2 separate regions of the Homo sapiens genome follow, and region 1 is linked to region 2. Evidence: chromatin loops called from intact Hi-C (ENCODE). Cell type or tissue: Calu3. All regions are shown on one strand.

Region 1 (5,000 bases), 83 kb before region 2:
AGAAATGGCAGCGTCACGGTCAGGAATTAAAGCTGCTGCTTCTCTGTCACATGGTATACCACAGGGGGTGGTAGCTACAGCCCATGGGCAAAACTTGGCCCAGTGCCTGTCTTTGTAAATAAAGTTTGATTGGAACAGAGTCATGCCCATGTATCTACACATGGCATGTATCTACACATTGTCTGTGGATGCCTTTCTGCTATAATGGCAGAGGTGCAGAGTTGCCAAAGAGGACATATGTCCCACGAAGCCTAAAATATTGGCTATCTGGCCCTTTGCAGAAAGAATTTGCTGACCCTTGGTATAGAGGAAAGTTAGTGGCACAAGTTTAGATCGCCTATAGTGAAAGACCTTGCAGGACCAGGAGTCAGGCAGACCTGGGTTCGAAACCCGCTCTGCCACTTCCTGGTTGTGACTTCAAGCTGCTTGCCTTTTCCTCTCAGGGTTCTGTTTCTGTCTCTGTCAAATGCAGCCAAATACTGCCCAGTTTGCACAGCTGTTTTTGGAGACAGAGACACTCAGCAAGGGGTCCAGCCCCTGGTGGGTGGTATCCCAATGTCACTGTTGGCATTTGCAGTGTCAGTGATGTCTGGCTTATTCATCAGGCCCTCTTGAGTTTGCCCCAAACGAGTCAACCCTCCAGGGCTGTGAAACTTCTGCTGCCTTGATACGATGTGATTTCCGAACCAGAAAAATGGAGGAGGCCCTGGCCCCTAATGCTTAAGTCACGGGTGACTCTGTGCAATTGGTTTCTTCCCTGTCTCCTGTCCCTCTAAAAAGAACCACCTGAGCTCCCGGACTGTGCTATATCCAGGCCTAAAGGCTGGTGGACCAGGACACAGTCACCAGCAATCAGCTTTCATCGACTTGGCTGGACCTTGGAAACTTAAGGCTTGCCCTGCCCTGGCTTCTTGCGGTGAGCAGGTCTTATGGAGTTGCTCTAACCACTGTCCATCCAGGCCGGGGTTAGAGGATCCAAACACAGCCATGTTGACGGGAACCTGGAGGCAAATAGAGGGCATGAGACCCTCCTCTCCTGAAACCTTTCTGGCCTTCTTATTGGATACCCACCAAACAGTCTTGATCTTAAAACTTTGTGCAAAGCAATAGGATGAACTTGTAGGACATGCATAAAGAGGAAGGTATGGATTGTGACATGCGGCTCTTAGGGATGCTCCTCCTACAGTGCTGAGTGACCCTCCTCAGAGGCACAGGTGTGGGCACAGCTTGTTCTTTCAAATCCTGGCACCCCAGCTGTTCTGCTGTCTAGCTCGTTCCCTCATTGACAAAACAGGAATAACAGTGCCCACCTCCTTGGGCTGTTAGGGGATCAACTGAGATGCTAAGTCATCCAGGAGGGGGAGCCTCTTTCCCAGAGTCCTGCCTGTGCCCGGTGGCTGTGCAGACCTGATACCCGCAGCCATCTACCTCTACACCTCATGTGTGTTAGAGAACACCACTCTGATTTCAGCCTCTCAGACTGGGGGTTCAGTCACTGGCTGCTAAAAGCTTCCTAAAGCCAAGGCCTCTCCTTGCCTCCAGGGGCTCCGTGTCTGTTAGATGTGTAAACAGATCCATCACCGAGCATACTGATGAGTCCTGGCCTAGGGACAAGCATGGCCACAAGTGAGGTGTCTGGAAAGGGCTCACAGGGGAAGGAGCCACTGAGGAGGGCAAGAAGAAGGCTTGGCCAGGAAGATGGGGTAGGGCTCATTCCTGGCAGGTCCAGCCTATGTGAAGCCCAGAGACCCAGTGAGGGGCTTGCCCATCCTTTGGCCTTGCTGGAGCCAAGGGTGTGAAATGGGAGCTGAGAGTAGGATGTTAGTAGCAGTGGCTTCCTGGGAAGGGCCCCCACGTGGGAGCCTCTGGCCTGGTTGCAAATGGCAGGACCAAGGAGGTCGTTGTTGAGTTAGTTGGAAGGCACTGTCCTGCCAGGATTTCCCACGTCCTCGTTTGAGCATTGAGATGCTGAACGTTAAACTGTCCTTCATTCTCCAGCTCAGTTCTTTTATTCATCCAACAAACACAGAGTAGCTACTGTGTACCAGATACTATTCTAGGCACTGGGCATACAGTGGGGCCCCCAGCTCGTCCTGGCCTCCCAGCCCAGTGGGTGTGGAGCAGTGAGCAGGAGGACCTCGAGTGTCACACTTGCTCCCCTTGGTACACATTGGCACATGGCGTTGCCAGGTCAGATATTCTCTTCTTGGGGTTCACCAGCATCCCCCTTGGATGTGCCCTCCGTGGTATGTGGCCGCTTCCATCTCAGTCTCAGGCCGATGGAAGATATTTTCAAAATTAACTTAGCTTTTGGAATTGGTTCCTCCCCATGTTGGTGCTCAAAGACTCCCCAGTGAGACAGCTGCCTCCTTGAGCTCTGTGTGCAAAACTTGGGGAGCAAGACTTGCTTGAGCCAGTGTTTGGCCTGGCCCAAGCTGTTGGGCCTGCAGAGCCTCACCTGCCCCTGTGGCTCAGGGCTTGGTGTCTGAAGTGGATGGAGGCAGCTGAACTGGTTTCTCCAGGGCCCCATCCAGCCTGCGTTTCCCAGGCTGCTGTCCCAGCTCTGCTCCACCCAAGTCTACTCTGCCGTCCCCTGATACTGACACTGAGTGTGTTTCTGAACACTGCAGGGGGTGAGGAATAAGGTGGGCATATTGTAGCTTCAGGAGGTGATGCTTGTGTCTGAAATACAAGGACCACAATTGCCATGCAGGTGTAAATATCTCCAGTGATTACACATTTCCCTGCACCGACCGAGTGGCTGCACCCAGTCTGGGGCTCTGTCTCTCCTGGTCAGTCTGTTCTTCCTGAAGCCAGGAACACAGGAGGGCAAGTTTCTCTCCATCCCTAGTCCCACCCTGGAGCCAGCACACAGTAGGCTGCAGGAAGTGCTCGTGGAACAAACACAGGCAGCAATGGAAGAATCCCCACCACTGGGATTTTCAGCAGCTGATCGTAGAAGGGAGCTGGACTGCAAGGCCGTCTCCGACCGCCTCCCTCTCACTGCCCAGCTGGCTAGGGTGATGAGTATGGACGAGGATGGAGGCAGGCTGTGGCTGCTGTCTCATCCAAGTAGCCTTTTCCTGACACCCCAAGGCTGGGCAGAGGGACTGAGTTGGTCCCAGGGCGGAGCCTGCTGGGAAGGAAGGCTGTTAGCCGCTGCCTTGCAGGTGCCATAGCAATGCCAGGCAGCCCACCTGCTCCTTGGATTAGATGGGGGATCAGAGCCATGAGGGAAGCAGGCCTGTACCCAGGAACAGGCTCATCCCGCCCCTGCCCTGGCCCGGTACTGATGGACCTGGAGCCATAGAGTGCCTCTCCCCGCAACACACATGCACATGCATGCACGTGTGCATGCACACACATACACCACATACACACCACACACACACACCCCACACATACACACATAACACACACACCACACACACACACACACACACACAGCCAAGCATCGATTCTGGGCCCTGTTCTGTATGCACACCAATTTTCCTGAACAGACTCTCCTTGTCTTCTAGCACCCGGGAGGATTCAGAAGTGTCCTGGCTGCCCTGTGGTGATGGGGATGGCAGGGACCTGCATTTTTGTGAGTTCCTGCACGTGATGAAGGGGAAATTGCAACTGCCCAGGCAGCCTGTGCAAAAAGGCAGTGGGTTTCAAGTGTGGTCATAAACCAAAAGCCTCAGGTTCACACGTCATGGGGGAGGCTGAGGGGAACACACAGCCTCTGAGCTGTGCTCTCGGGCTGATTCTGAGCTCGTGCTGGTGGGGACACCCCCAGACTTCCAGCAGCACTGGATGTCCCTGGATCCTCACATGACTCATGAGGAGGGGCTGGCATGTTCCTGAACTTCAGGTGTTGACTCTGCAGTGAGGCGATTTGGATCAGAGAGACTGTGCAGGTGCCCAGGACACACAGCAGGTGAGGTGCACAGCCAGGCTTGGCTAGCAATTGGGCTCTTAATGATGCTCACACTGGACGTGTCAGAGTGCCTGCTCCTGGGCGTGCACAGCCTTGTGGGAGGGGCCGACAGGTGGATAGGGAATTATAGGGTGGGGGGACAGGGAGCTGTGCTGGCTGTTGTGGGGACACCACAGGGAAGGCCCCCTGACTCTCATGTTCCAGCATTGCCACTTCCTGTCATCCTCTCGGCAACCCTATATGAATGGGAATAGGAGTAAGTGCTCTGTAAAGACTCCTCTGGCTGCCAGGCACGTGCTAAGCTCTTTGCCCACACCACTCAGGCATTCTTCATGATGGCCCTAAAAGTAGAGACTCTTGTGTCCCCATTTTACAGAGTAGGAAAGTGAACCCTAAAGAGGCTGCCTGCTGTTCTGTGGCCACACAGCTGGGCAGTGGCGGCATTGGGATTTGAACCCAGAAACTCTGGCTGTACGGTCTTAGCCTTGGCTCACTCTCACCTCCAAGAAATAGACTCTGAGCAGTGAGGTGACGTGTCCCAGGTCTCATGGGGGCTGAGGGATCTGGGAAGGGTGATTTGCCCCCACCCCTGCATCTCCCACACGGTCCCATCCCTGAACCCTTGCACACACGGCCCCTCTGCCTCCATGCCCTTCCCCTCACTTTGTCAAACCCCAGCAGCTGTTCAGCAGGCACACCACAGCCGCCTCTGGAGGAGGCATTGGCTGGTCTCCTGTGTCAATGTATCGACACTGCCTGGCGAGGTCTGGCTCTCCGGCCTCCCTGTGTATCCACAGGTCTCCCCAGCTCTGCAATCCCTTTAGGGCAGGCTCAGGTCAGTCATGCTATGGTCACCCCTCAGTGCCCCGACATGGCTCAGCAGTGTCCGGTGGCTTGAATGGAGGACCACAAAGTGTCCTCTCTCTGCAGAGGGGCCCCAGGTCATATCTGCTGACTTAGCACCGCCTATAAGATTTAAAGACCATTCTGTTTTCACCTGGAGGAACCGTCAGCTCACGCAGGATGGCAGGTGGTTTTCCAGGGCTCCACAGTGAGGTCTCCAGTTCATCTTTTGATG
Region 2 (5,000 bases):
CTCCTCTGGGTTTGTCCACGCTCCGTGTGTCACGCTCAGCCATCCAGGCATTCAGTAGGCGCCTATTCCTGGCATGGGTGTGCAGCAGAGGCCCACCGTCGGGAGCTGGCGTCTGCGGGGGAGACAGACAGTGAACACACACCTGACGCATGTCAGGGCATGGTGAGCAATGGCACCAACACCCACAAAGTCAGGTACAGGGACAGAGGGGGTCAGGGAGGGCCTCCCTGAAGAGACCACAGTGGAACGGACACCCTGAGGGGGTGGGTGGTGCCGATCTCTGGGGAAGAATGTTCGAGAAGGAGGGCACTGCAGTGGCCGTGACTCCACACATTGCCTGTAGGTCAAGGGAGGGACTGGGTTTTGTTCTGGCTGAGCTGAGAATGAGAAGCTGTGGGTTGTCACGAGATTGGGACTTGAGGAGGAAGAGGAGACGCCGCAGAGGGTCCCCGGGGGAGCAGGCGTCAGAGGTCGCTGCAGGGTCTGCAGGAAGAAATGGTGACCCCACTGAGGGGGTTGTTGGGAGGTGGGGCAGGGCTCACCTGGCTGCCCCCTCTGGATGTTGCTTGGAGGTCGAGCTTTGCCTTGTGGGGCGTGACTCTGTGGTTGGTTTGAGCTGTGGGTGAAGGTGGGGCCGTGGCCTGGAACAACAGGGGGTGCCAGGGACCAGCAGGCAGGTTTCAGACCCGCGAGCCTGAGGCCCGTATTGGGTTCCAAGGAAATGGGTCGAGTAGGCAGCCAGATATCCAGGCAGTAATGCCACCTGGAGATAAGTGTGGAGTTAGTGGCCGTGGACTGATGGGAGGCTGGAGACCAGCTGAGATTCCCGGGGTGCAGGGGGCTCGGGGCTGCGTCCTGTGCGCCACAACAAAGGACCACACACTTGGTGGCTGAAAACAGGGCATATGTATAGTCTCAGTCCGCAGTCCCACAGCCAGCTCACTGGCCATAATGAAGGTGCCACGGGCTGGTACCTTCGGGAGGCTCTGGGGAGCACCGTTTTCCCTGCCTCTTCTGGCTTCTAGAGGCGCTGCGTTCCCTGGCACGTGGCCCCTCCCCCATCCTCCCAGCCCACAGCGGCCAAGCCTCTCTCACGTCTCTGACCCTCCTGTCTGTCTTTCGCGTATAAAGGCCCTTGTGATCGCCTTGTTCCTGCCACCCCTAATGATCCAGGATGACTTCCTCATCTCAAGGTTGGCTGAGTTGCGTCCTTGATTTCATCTTTGGCCTTATTTTGACTTTGCCGTGTAGCATAACATAGTCACAGGTGCTAGGGATCAGGACGCAGCCGTCTCTGGGGGCCGTTCCACCGCCTACTACAGGACACTGCCCCCCCACCTACGCCTCCCGCCCATTCACTCAGGCCACATGTGCCTCCAGCTGTGCCTGTGTACAGCCAGGTCTGGGTCCGAATGGAATGGGAGAATATTGGGGAAGAGAGGGGGTTCTTCCTGCTCCTGGTCCGCTGCTGACCCCGTGTGAGCCCTGTGGGAAGGAGGATGGGGCTTCATTGGCACCCTGTTGTTTATAGGGGTGGAAATCCAGAAACATCCTCAATATCCCAATCTTAAATGCTAAGATTATTCAACTCTTCTGAAATGAGTGAGGCAGCTTTTTGTTTCTTTTTCTGGAACCGTTGGTGTAATATATCTGCTCCTTGAAGTATTAGGAAAACTTGTGTGCAAATCTATTCGGCGTCCTTTTGAGGGAGAGAAGGAAAATTTTAAGCAACCAGTTTAAAATGCCGAGAAAATGATGTCGACAGTGATGACATCCATGTACTAGAATATTGTTCGGTCATGTCAGCTATTGTTTTAGAAGAATTTTTAATGCCACAGGGAAGTGATTATGTTGAAAGATTTAGGGGATAACAAAATAAGGCTATGACCACCAGAAAAGTGGAAACAGAGAAAACTCTGGAAAGAAATACACTAAGTTGTCCCTGAGTGGTGAGCTATAAGAAACTGATGGAATATTTTCTTTTTATTTTTCTGTGTATTTTTACTTTCATGATGGATTTGAACTTTGAATCAGAAAACACATGTGTGTGCAGGAAGGGTGGAATTTAGAGAGCACAGAGACGGGCATAGGACAGTTTTGTGCACCCCTCAATGTTTGTGTGACATTTTTCAGTGGGCTAGAGGGGGCAGTCAGACCCCCTTTGGCTCCCGAAGCCTGTGCTATCCGGTTTCCCAGGGCAGAAGCAGCGGTCACATATACCTTGCACATTTCGTGAGTCCAAGCACAGACACATCCATTTCAGCCACGTAATTTCATATGCCTGATGATGTATGAGCCTTGTGTGAATCAGCCAATGAACTCAACAGTGCGAGAAATATGAGTGTTTTCGATGACTCAATTCAATTTCATTCTTCACCCCCAGCTCCCAGGGCTGCAGTGAACGTTAACTTTTAGGGCCTCGGCAGATTCCACTCCTCTCCGGATTGCACTGAGGTTCCAGAAGGCTCTGGCAGGCCGAGGTGCGGAGAGAGGGACATGGTGTCTTCCAGGCCACTGAGGACTTTTGATTGTGCCTGGGCGACCTTGGGGCCAGGTCCTTGCTGACAAATCCCCAAGGGCCTGTTGGCTGTGCTCAGTGACTCACCTGGGAGGTTGGCAACATGCTGACCTCTGGCGGCTCTTGCCCGCACCAGTGATCCCAAGTCTGTAGACAGGGTGGGGCTGCCTGTGATGTACTAAGGTTTTATGTATGCTTTTTGCACACACAGTCATAGGTGAAGTTGGTTTATAATTTTCTTTTCTTATACTCTCTTTGCCCAATTTTAAGATTATTCAACTCTCCTAAAATGAACTGGGCAGCTTTTTCTTTCTTTTTCTGGAGCAGTTGATGTAATATATCTGCTCCTTGAAATCTTAGGAAAACTTGTGTGCAAATCTATTTGGTGTCCTTTTGAGGGAGAGAAGAATTTTTTTCTTTTTTTTTAGACAGAATTTGGCTCCATCACCCTGACACGATCTTGGCTCACTGCAGCCTCCACCTCCTGGGTTCAAGGGATTCTCTCACCTCAGCCTCTGGAGTAGCTGGGATTACAGGTGTGTGCCACCATGCCTGGCTAATTTTTTTTGTATTTTTAGTAGAGACAGGGTTTTGCTGTGTTGGCCAGGCTGGTCTCGAACTCCTGGCCTCCAGTGCTGGGATTATAGGCATGAGCCACCATACCAGGCCAAGAGAAGAAAAATTTTAAACAACCAGCTTAATTTCTTTTTTGATTATTGATTTATGCAAATTTTATTTAAAATTTTTCTAGAATATTTTTCATTATCAAACTCAATATCCTGTACGGAAACTTTCTCTTTCGTGCCAGCAAAAAGATTGCGCAGCAGTTTTTAGCATGCTTTTACAGCTTCCATTTCTCCTCATTTAATTTGCCGCACATTGGGGCGAGTGGCTGAAGTGTCTGTCCTTCTGCATGCCTTGTCCGGGCTGTGTTTTTGCTCTGTGGCTCTCATGGGAAATCAAGCACGCAGCCGCTTTCCAATTAGCAGGTGGCGGCTGTTTTTAATCTGAACACAAATGGCTGTTATTTGAGCTAATTTTTTAAAAGGGATTTGGGGATTAGGATTAGTTCTTCACCTCCCACTTCCATCCATGTATCCAATTACTGCTCAAAACTCAGGGAGTGGCTGATAGTGACACCCCAGAGATGTGCTCACAGCATCATTTTCCTAACAGAATCAGACCGCGAATGAAGAGCGTCCTGGATGCAGGAAGGTGAGCATTTCTGCCATTGGACAGATGAGGAGACCGAGGGTCCGAGAAGCTCTGTGACTTCCCTGGACCCCTCCTCTATCAGGGCAGAGCTGGGGGCACACAGGCCACTCTGTTCCCTCTGCAGCTTCCCACCTTTCTCCGAAGCACTGGAAATCCGCGTCTTGTGACTGCTTGGCAGTGTGACAGGGTAACCGTGGAAACAACCGTACATGAGTCCTCAAAATAGACAGTTACTTCTGCTTATGACAGCACAGAGCCTGCGGAAAGAAAGGGCCGTGCCCGGAACACTGGGATTTCTTAGAATTGGGGGTGATGATGGCTGAGACCCTGATTTCTTAGAATCGGGGCCGATGATGGCCAAGACCCTTCATAGGCCCCCAACGACGTGCCTGGCCCGGTGTTGGGTGAAATAATAACCGCAGCTCATTCTTTGCACACCTAGTGCAAACACATGCTGTTTTCAGTTTATATCTCATTAAATACTCAGCACCTATGATGGGTGTGTTATAGTATTCATCCTACAGATGAGGAAGTTGAATACACTTGACCCTGGAATGATGTGGGAGTTAGGGGTTCAGACAGTGCCTGAATGCAGTTGAAAGTACATGCTTAACTTTTGACTCCCTCAAAACTTCACTCCTAATAGTCGGCTGTTGGTGGGGAGCATTACCAGTAACATCAACAGCTGATGAACATTTGAAGAGACTGATGTCTACGTGGATTTTATGCATTTGTGACATACCTAACTTTTTCTTTTCTTATATATATATGTATGTATATATATGTATGTGTGTGTGTGTGTGTGTGTGTGTGTGTGTGTGTGTGTGTGTGTGTATCGTGGCAGATCTCCAAAATGTTTTCAGTATATTTACTGGGAAAATCGCACATCAGGGGACCTGCAGGTTCAAGCCTGTGTTGTGTGAGGGTCAAGGGGCAACTGTATACGCACTTCTCATTGCTGCGGGAACAATTGCCATGAGCTTAGTGGCTCAAAACAACACAAAAGACTGTTGTACATTCTGGAACTCGGGCTAAAATGAAGGCGTCAGCTGGCCTGTGTTATCTCTGGAGGCTGCAGGGTGGGGCTGTTTTCTGATCTTTTCCAGCTACTAGAGGCTTCTAGAGGCTGCCTGCACTCCTCAGCTCATCATTCCAACCTCTGCTTCCATCATCCCATCTCTTTCTTCCATCTTTGACCTTCCTTCTTCCTCCTATACAGACCCTTGTGATGACATTGGGCCCATCCAGATTATCCAGGGTCACCTCC

Evidence for each region. Hi-C counts contacts between places; a loop is a spot of excess contacts. Peaks named below come from ENCODE experiments on the same cell type or tissue, not always from the same donor. Only the 100,000 strongest peaks of a DNase experiment are listed, where the experiment ranks them.
Region 1: it touches region 2 in a loop (13-fold over the local background); 1 of 110 quality-filtered maps calls a loop at or near these places.

What each region holds. Positions count from the first base shown.
Region 1 is chr4:6,424,260-6,429,259 of GRCh38, reverse strand. All of the region lies in intron 1 of PPP2R2C (protein phosphatase 2 regulatory subunit Bgamma), which reads left to right. Among named protein-coding and RNA genes, the nearest start is that of PPP2R2C, 46 kb to the left of the region's middle. RefSeq lists an enhancer at 3,924-3,973. In Calu3, no CTCF peak of the experiment used is centred here; no DNase peak of the experiment used is centred here.
Region 2 is chr4:6,341,649-6,346,648 of GRCh38, reverse strand. The region is part of intron 6 of PPP2R2C (protein phosphatase 2 regulatory subunit Bgamma); the gene reads left to right. Among named protein-coding and RNA genes, the nearest start is that of WFS1, 74 kb to the right of the region's middle. In Calu3, no CTCF peak of the experiment used is centred here; a DNase peak (open chromatin) is centred at 2,618.